Regions from separate parts of the Homo sapiens genome. Here region 1 is linked to region 2. The links are chromatin loops, found by intact Hi-C in ENCODE. Cell type or tissue: sigmoid colon. All regions are shown on one strand. Links, peaks and the distances in the headings refer to the core of each region. The heading gives the core; the rest is flanking DNA.

The links. Hi-C counts contacts between places; a loop is a spot of excess contacts. Peaks named below come from ENCODE experiments on the same cell type or tissue, not always from the same donor. Only the 100,000 strongest peaks of a DNase experiment are listed, where the experiment ranks them.
Region 1: a loop joins it to region 2, with 3 times the contacts of the local background. A loop is called at or near these places in 39 of 110 quality-filtered maps.

Annotation. Positions count from the first base shown.
Region 1 is chr1:25,808,481-25,812,384 of GRCh38, reverse strand. It overlaps SELENON (selenoprotein N), which reads right to left. Exons shown (of 12, transcript NM_206926.2): 4 at 3,596-3,805; 5 at 3,235-3,359; 6 at 2,565-2,702; 7 at 850-931; 8 at 506-694. Among named protein-coding and RNA genes, the nearest start is that of MTFR1L, 9.5 kb to the left of the region's middle. RefSeq lists an enhancer at 884-1,758. In sigmoid colon, for the core only: a CTCF peak has its summit at 1,342; DNase peaks (open chromatin) are centred at 1,354 and 1,898.
Region 2 is chr1:25,237,652-25,242,331 of GRCh38, reverse strand. It overlaps LOC124903881 (a long non-coding RNA gene), which reads right to left. Exons shown (of 2, transcript XR_007065555.1): 2 at 2,059-2,328. It overlaps RSRP1 (arginine and serine rich protein 1), which reads left to right. Exons shown (of 5, transcript NM_020317.5): 5 at 1-83. Among named protein-coding and RNA genes, the nearest start is that of RSRP1, 7.5 kb to the left of the region's middle. RefSeq lists enhancers at 1,956-2,155, 2,226-2,275, 2,296-2,425, 1,967-2,752, 2,753-3,539 and a silencer at 2,646-2,695. In sigmoid colon, for the core only: a CTCF peak has its summit at 2,262 (motif pointing left); a DNase peak (open chromatin) is centred at 2,501; H3K4me3 peaks cover 1,518 bases; H3K27ac peaks cover 2,315 bases.

The sequences.
Region 1 (3,904 bases), core at 306-2,805, 570 kb before region 2:
TCTATTTATTATTATTATTTTCATTTATTTTTTATTTTGAGATGGAGTCTCACTCTGTTGCCCAGGCTGGAGTGCAGTGGCGCAATCATAGCTCATTGCAGCCTTGAACTCCTGGGCTCAAACAGTCCTCCTGCCTCAGCCTCCCCAAAGCTTTGGTACTACAGGTGCGTGCTACCACCACCCCCAGGTAATTAAAAAAATTCTTTTGTAGATATGGGGTCTCGCTATGTTGCCCAGATTGCTCTTGAACTCCTGGCCACAAGTGATTCTCTGCCTCAGCCTCCCAAAGTTTTGGATTATAGGCATGAGCCATTGCACCTGGCCTCTTCCTCCAAGTTCTGAATGGCAGCGGGGAGGCCCCGCTGGCACAGCTGGGCCCAACAGTGAGACAGCCTCAGTAGCAAGCCCTGCACACATACCAGCGTCTGTGCCCAGCTGCTGCTCCACAGCTCCCAGCCTCTGCCCATGCAGCCTGACCCTGGCCTTCACCCCTGCCCAGCCTCACCTTCTTGAAGGGGTACATGGCCACCTCCAGGCGCCGGGCAGCCTCCTCCCAGCTCAGCTCCTGCTGCCACTTGATCTCCTCAAACACAAACTGCAGGGGCTCCCCTGAAGGCAGGTGGCTGTCGATCATGCTGCCATCCTCATCCAGGATCACGGAGGGCACAGAGGGGCCCGTGGCCTCCAGCTCCATCTGGGCCAGAGGTCAGTGGTAGGGGGAAGGCTCAGAGATGGGCAAGAATCCTCAGGGGCTCCCCTAGAGACCCTCCAAAATGCTCCACTCATTGCAGAGGGAGGGCGGGGCCCTGCAGCCGAGCCCACCTGGATGGGAGCCTCCTGTGCGCTCACCTGGGGTATGTAGCCGATGTCCACCTCCATGTTGCTGCTTTCACTGGCCCCGTAAAGCCACTCCATGTCCACATTCAGAGACCTGGGATGGCCAGGGCAGAGTGACACCATCATCAAAGCCCATTATCTGTGTCACACTTTATCTCACATAATACCTGCAACTGTCTCCACTTTCCAGATGAGGACACTGAGGTTTCTCAAGGTGAACACCTGCTCTCAGAGCCACTGGGATTCTGGCTGCAGAGCCCTGGCCCTCTTCCCCACCAGGCTGCCCCTTCCTAAGGCACTGGAGCCACTTCACCATCCGCCAGCCCTGCCCCTCGCAATTCACAAAGGGCCTGCACAGCCATGGCCCGTGTACTCTCCAGGACCCTTTGAAGCAGAGAGATGGCCAGTGCCTCAAGGCGGGTCACAGGGTGGGGCAGGAATGAAAACGAGCACCGTGGTCCCTGCACAGGCCTCTGGCGGGCAGCAGGAAATCTGAGCCGAGCAGTGCAATCTGCAGATCCGCCGCACGAGGGAGCCCCAGCACTGGCAAACCACCACCTCCGCAGCAGGGGGCACAGAGGGCAGAGCTAGGTAACCCCCGGGGGTCAGCAGTCCCTGGTGCCTGGTCCTCAGACATGAGCCCAGGAACAGCTGGTCCTGGAGCTGGCCACTGCCTCTCTCCTCCTGTCCCATACAGTCCAGGCCCCCTCCTCAACAACCCTGCGATGGAGGCAGGTGTGCCCAGCCCTAGGTGAGCAGATGGAGGGCTTGTGCCCTCCTCTTCCTTTTCCCTTTGACCGGGAAGCCCCTGCCCTTCCCACTCTGGGGAGGGAGGGAAGCCACCCCCACTCCTAGGGGCAATTTTCTCTTCCCATGTTATCCCGACCATCCTCTCACGCCTGCCCTGTGGGTGAAGTAGGCCAGGAGTCAGTCTCCCATCCGGCAGATGAGGAAACAGGCCTACAGAGGGCCAGGGCCTTGCCCACAGCCACACAGCCAATGGGTTCCACAGCAGAGACTTAACTGCAGACCTCCTGGCTCCCAGCCAGGTCTCATCCCTGTAGAGCGGTCACTCAGGCCCACTCGGTGGCCACTTGCTATCAGTTAGGAATCTGGACAAACTTGAAGCCAGGGCCTCCGGGGTCCTCTACTCTGCTGACAGGTGGCCAGCCCTGAGGAGGTGAGGCAAGCAGGTGGCTGGTGTAGCACCGTCCCGGAAGCCCCTCTGGGGCTCTGCAGCAGTGGAGGGCCTGCCCTTGGCCTTTGGATGTGCTGTTCCTCTGCCCAGCAAAACCCTCAGAGCCCTGATCTCTGCTGAGATGACCTTTTTCTTCTGGGAAGCCTTCCTGGACCCCACAGCTGGGTCCCTGCCTAGCTGCTGGCCTTCCTCTTGGTGGCGTGCACAGGCTGCGGTTACAGCTCTGCCTGGGGCCTGTCAGCAGTATGAGGGCGGGGAGGCCCAGCTTCAGGAAGGGTCTGCGGACTGCTGCACTGGGTCCCAGGCACAGAGGTGGAGGGCCAGGCCACGGGTGCCTGGGAAGAGCTGGTGGGTGATCAGCTCATTCTCTTGCCTGCCTCATGCCGCCTCCTGCCACGTCAGCCCCATGAGATGGGCTCTGGGGAGCAAAGGAAGGGGCAGAGACAGAAGAGGCCCCTAGGCTCCTGGAGCTGGGGAGCAGGACAAGCTGTAGGAGGGAGCCAAGGCTGGGCCAGGGTCAAGCTCCCACCTGTGGTTGGGCACGAAGAGCCGGAAGTCGCGGACGTGGGTGGCGTCTTTGGAGAGGATGATGTGGCCGGTGAACTGAGCAGGGGAGAACCAAAAGGGGAAGTCGGGCGGCTCACTGAGCTGGAACTCGGCATGGATCCTGTGGGGAAGGGGATCTGCTGCACCAGAGCTGCCCACCTTCTCCCCAGGAGCCCGGGAAGCCTTGGCCAGAATCATCAGGGAGAGGAGGCTGAGTGTGGGGGTGGAGGTGGATGGGCCAGTGGGCAGCAGCGAGGCTCTCCAAATGCTGCTCATCCTTCGAGGCCCGGGTCACATGCCCCTCCTCTGGAAGCCCTGCCTGGACCCCCTCCCCCAGCCTTCACAGCTTCTGGAGGGCATGTGTGACTGGGTGTCCTTCCCACTTCTGTGTGGATGGCACAACCATGGCTACCAGCCCCGTGCCAAGCAAGTTCCACAACTTTTCTTTCTGAACCCTCACGTGCCTTACGAGGAAGTCATCAGCACCCGGATCCACAGGTGAGAAAACTGAGGCTCAGAGAGCCAAAGCTGCTTGCCCAAGACGGCAGTGGGAGGAGAGGTGGAGCTGGGGGGCTCAAGCTGGGCCCTCCCCTCTGGGCGCTGTACCGTCATGCCTCCCCGGTGCTCCAGGCCAGCCAGTGTGGCCCACTCACCGGAACATCACAGTGTAGTAGAAGTCGCTGATGGCAGTCAGGCAGGCCACAGCTCCCTGAGGGGCAAAGCGGGTCTTCACAAAGGGCCGAGGGTGGAACATGCTCAGGAGCCGGTGGATGATGACCTGGGGGCGGCGGGAGGCACGTACTGGCTTGCTGGGTCCCGCTGGGCCTGGATCCGCTGGGGTGGGGGTCAGCCCAGACCCGACGGCCCAGGGGCCCCATGGGGAGGGGGCAGGTCCAGAGGAAGGCAGGAGAGCAGGTGGAGCAGGCCTGGCACTGGGGTCCAGGCGCAGACAGAGGGGTGGCCACTCCTGGGCTCGGGCGGAGGGGCCCCACGTCGCACCCCAGCTGTCCTCACCTCCTTGCCCTTGGGCGGCGGTGGATAGAAGCGGTTGTTGGACAGGTAGCCAGTGAACATGCTCAGCTCACTGGGGATGATCCACCAGGGCTCACCCAGCTCCTGGCCTGGCGGGGGAAGGAAGGGCTGGAAGTGGCGGGTGGCAAACACTGCACTTGGTGAGGCGGCGGCTGTCCAGTTTCGGAGGCCGGACAGGGCGAGGCGGGAGACCTGGGGCGGGGGAAAGCAAAGCTCCAGGAATCTGAGAACCTGACTCCGGGGTCTCCTGTACCATGTGGGTGGAGGTCTCCCTCAAGCCCCGAGCCAGCC
Region 2 (4,680 bases), core at 1,083-3,582:
TGTAAAAATGAAATTTTTTAGACACAGTAATTGAACTGTATTCCTGTTTTGTATATTTAATAAATTTCTTGTTTTCATTCTTAGTCTTTATTGTATATATATAACCTAATGGATCTTTATTTAATGTAGAGATATAAGGTGGTGTGTGTTGATTAAAGCCCTGTTAATCCCAAGTCCAAGGCTGACTGGCCCTACCTGAGATTTTGAGAAATGCTGAATCTCAAGTCCCTACCCTAGACCTGCTGAATTAGAAACTGAATTTTAACAATATTCCCAACTGAGGTCAATACTTCAACTTGAAAAATTGCCCTAAAAAATTTATGGAATACTGGGCTTCAAGGCAAGAAACTAAGCCAGAAAGAGGAGGAATAGAATGCCTCATTAAGCTGTAAAATCTGAGGTATAGTTAAAATTATTATGCTTTTAAAAAAGCATTCTAAGTAAACTTTTTTTTTGAGATGGAGTGCAGTGGTGCGATCTGGGCTCACTGCAAGCTCCACCTCCTGGGTTCACGCCATTCTCCTGCCTCAGCCTCCCGAGTAGCTGGGACTACAGGCGCCTGCCACCATGCCTGGCTAATTTTTTTGTATTTTTAGTAGAGATGGGGTTTCACCGTGTTAGGATGGTCTCGATCTCCTGACCTTGTGATCCACCCGCCTTGGCCTCCCAAAGAGCTGGGATTACACGTGTGAGCCACTGCACCCGGCCAAAGTATTCTAAATAAACTCTTAATTTGAAATGTATTGGTGCTACTGTAACTGGGAATGATTTTTTTTTGGAGACCGAGTCTCTCTCTGTCACCCAGGCTGGAGTGCAGTGGCACAGTCTCCACTCACTGCAACTTCCACCTCCCGGGTTCAAGCGATTCTCCTGCCTCAGCCTCCTGAGTAGCTGGGACTACAGGCATGTGCCCCCATACCCAGCTAGTTTTTGTATTTTTAGTAGAGACGGGGTTTTGCCATCTTGGCCTGGCTGGTCTAGAACTCCTGACCTCGGGTGATCCACCCTGCTCAGCCTCCCGAAGTGCTGGGATTACAGGTGTGAGCCACTGCACCCGGCTGGGAAGAATATGAAGCACGTTTTTTTTTTTTTTTTTTTTTTTGAGACGGAGTTTTGCTCTTGTTGCCCAGGCTGCAGTGCAATGGCACAATCCTGGCTCATCGCAACCTCCACCTCCTGGGTTCAAGCGATTATCCTGCCTCAGCCTCCCAAGTAGCTGGGATTACAGGCTTGTATTTTTAGTAGAGATGGGGTTTGTCCATGTTGGTCAGGCTGGTCTGGAACTCCTGACTTCAGGGGATTCACCAGCCTCGGCCTCCGAAAGTGCTGGGATTACAGGCGTGAGCCACTGCGCCTGACCGTTAAGCACATAAAATTTTAAGTGGGTATTACACTTTATGAACTGGAGAATCTTGACAGCTGGTCTAAGTAAGACTGATTTTTATAGACACTTTATTTTTTAGAGAAGGGGTTTCTTGCTCCATCACCCAGGCTGTAGTGCACAGTCACAGCTTGCTGCAACCTTGAACTCCAGGGCTCAGGGAATCCTGCCACAGCCTCTACCATACAGGCTTATGCCATCGCACCTGGCTAATTTTTTGGGGGTAAAGATGAGTGGGATTTCTGTTACCCTAGGCTGGTCTTCAAGCAGTCCTCCTGCTTCGGCGCCCCCAAAGTGTAGGCATTACAGGCGTGAGCCACTGTGCCTGGCCTAAAATAATAGTTTCACCAAATGTTTTAACTTTCTTACAAGGATATTTGGTTTTTGAAGGATGGCATTTTACAGAATGTTATTAAAGATCAGTGTCTATCTCCATGGTTTTGTTCCCATAAATGCACCTGGGCTATGCAATAGAGCGTGGAACAGGAAAGCACCTGTAATTGTGACCACTTCTGGGGAAGAAGAGGGACTAGGGTGAATTTCCTGTAGTCATTGTCACCTTCCTTTCACTACCTACATAGCTTGCAAGAAAAATTAGCACCCTACCTCTGAAGCTCCCAAGGTCAACTCTAGGCTTCACATTAAACACAAACAGAAGACAACCCAAGTGAATAATATACAGATAAACGTGGAAATATACACATTAGAACATTTCTTTACAAACTACAAACGCGCACGGACCTGGCCAGGCGGCAGGTCTGAGCTGGTGTCCGAGACTATGCATCCGTTTCCGGCGCAGCGCACGGGATCTGCGCAGTCTCCGTTCGCGCTTCTGGGCTCCGTAAGGAGAAGCGTCTTCAGACGGGGTGGCTTGGCTTCCGAGGCCCTCTGCTGGCGACCCAGTCCCAGTGTCTGCGTCTCCCTCTCCCCTGGCATCGTCTCCTCCTCTAGGACAGACGTAGCCACAAACGTCCCTACCTCGATACCCCCAGGGAAGGGCCTGCCACCCATCTTGTCAGCCACAGTCTCCGCCCTCCCCTGGCAACGCTTCCCTCCACTTCCGGTAACAATTAACTGGAACCCCGGGCCTCACTTTTCCGGACGTAACCCGGCCCTTCCTGGGGGACCCAGGCAATCCCCACCCCTGGCAGTCCTGGGCTGCGTCCGACTGGGCTAGGCCTGTGCGCAGGCGCATTGGGTGGAGAAACCCGGACCTGTGCTGGAGACGCGAGGACGAAGTGAGCTATGATCTCAGCCTCTCAGCCTGGGTGACAGTGAGACCTATCTCAAAAACAAAACTCTGAAGGCAGACTATCCCTCTCCTTCCTCAGATTTCCTTAAATGCCTTTCTTTAGGGAAGCCAGCTCACCACTTTAAAAGTCAGTTTCCTCTGTTACAGCTCTTCATACATTTTTACATTTTCTTCTTTGCAGCACTTACATACATGTAATTACATAAGTGTGGAGTTGCTTGTTTAATGTAGTTAATTTGGGGTTTTTTTGAACCCCAAATTTTGAACGGATCTCGCTCTATCGCCCAGGTTGGAGTGCAGTGGCGCGATCTCAGCTCACGGCAACCTCTGCCGCTTGGGTTCAAGTGATTCTCCTGTCTCAGCCTCCCGAGCAGCTAGAATTACAGGCGCCCGCCACCACGCCCGGCTAAATTTTGTATTTTTAGTAGAGACGGGGTTTCACCATGTTGGTCAGGCTGGCCTGGAATTCCTGACCTCAAGTGATCCGCCCACCTAGGCCTTACAAAGTGCTGGGATTACAGGCATAAGCCACTGAGCCCGGCCTAATGTAGTTAATTTAAATGAGACATTTCTTAACCTCTATTAAAATAGCAAATATTTGGCCAGGCACTGTGGCTTACTCCTGTAATCCCAGCACTTTGGGAGGCTGAGGTGGGAGGATTACCTGAGCCCAGGAGTTCAAGACCAGCCTGGGCAACAGAGCAAGACCCCGTCCCCTACCTCTGACCCTGCCAGCCCCTCAAAATTGAAGTATTAGCCGGACATAGTTGCAGGTGCCTGTAGTCGCAGCTACTCGGGAGGCTGAGATGGGAGTATCCTCTAGGAGGCAGAGGTTGCAGTGAGCCAAGATTGTGCCACTGCCCTCCAGCCTAGCCAACAGAGCAAGACCTTGTCTCAAAAAAAAAAAAAAAAAAAAAAAAAAAAGCAAATATAGCAGAGTAACAGGAATTTTCTCTATGTTATAGATGATTTGATAGAGCAATATTACAGGTATTTACATTCTTTAAGAATACAAAAATGTCAATTATAAACCAGGCATGGTGGCTCATGCCTGTAATCCCAACTACTCAGAGGAAGAGTCTGAGGATGGAGGATCACTTGAGGCTGGGATTTCAAAACCAGCCTAAATAACATAATGAGACCCTGTCTTTTAAAAATAAAGTCAATTATAAAATTATTTTCAGTAAGATCACTTATCAGAATTACAGGTTTTGAAAGTTATGTTACTAGGCTTACATATGCTAAGTAATTAAGGAGAGCTTAATAAAGGGACTGTTTACAAAGTTGTAGACTGGGTAAGAAAAACCAACCAGAGTGAAGCATACCAGCGCTATCAACAGGGGGATCCCTCACTACTACTACCCCAAAAGAGGCAAAAGAAGGGAGCAGCAATGGGAATCCAGAAAGTATAGGGTTAGGCCGGGCGCGGTGGCTCACGCCTGTAATCTCAACACTTTAGGAGACCGAGGCGGGTGGATCACCTGAGGTCAGGTGTTTGAGACCAGCCTGATCAACAAGGTGAAACTGTCTCTACTAAAAATACAAAAATGAGCCGGGCATGTTGGCAGGTGCCTGTAGTCCCAGCTACTCGGGAGGCTGAGACAGGAGGGATAGAAGATAGTCTTCAGACATAAGCGGTGACTACGGAAATATACCAAATCCGTAATCCAGCCAGGGAATAAATACCTTGACCTCATTTCTTCCAAACCTCTGATCTTATGTAGGTACTGTGCATTGGCAGGACCCAAGAAGGTAGAGGGCAAGAGAGTTTACTGATGCAGTTCATTCAGGCTAGCACTCAGGGACACAGAACATGGAGACCAATGGAGAGTAGTTCTAACAGGGCAGACAGAAAATATGTAGCACAAATTCTTTTTCAACAGGACATGGCAACAATTTAAAAAATTGGAGTCTTATAAGAAGTCTGTTCAAATTATATTTATACATATTTATTAACAAAGAACAGAACAAGTGATGTGTCTAATTGAATTTTTCTAGATGCTGGAAGATCTTCCATTCTATGTGCTAGTCTTACAATGTAACATTG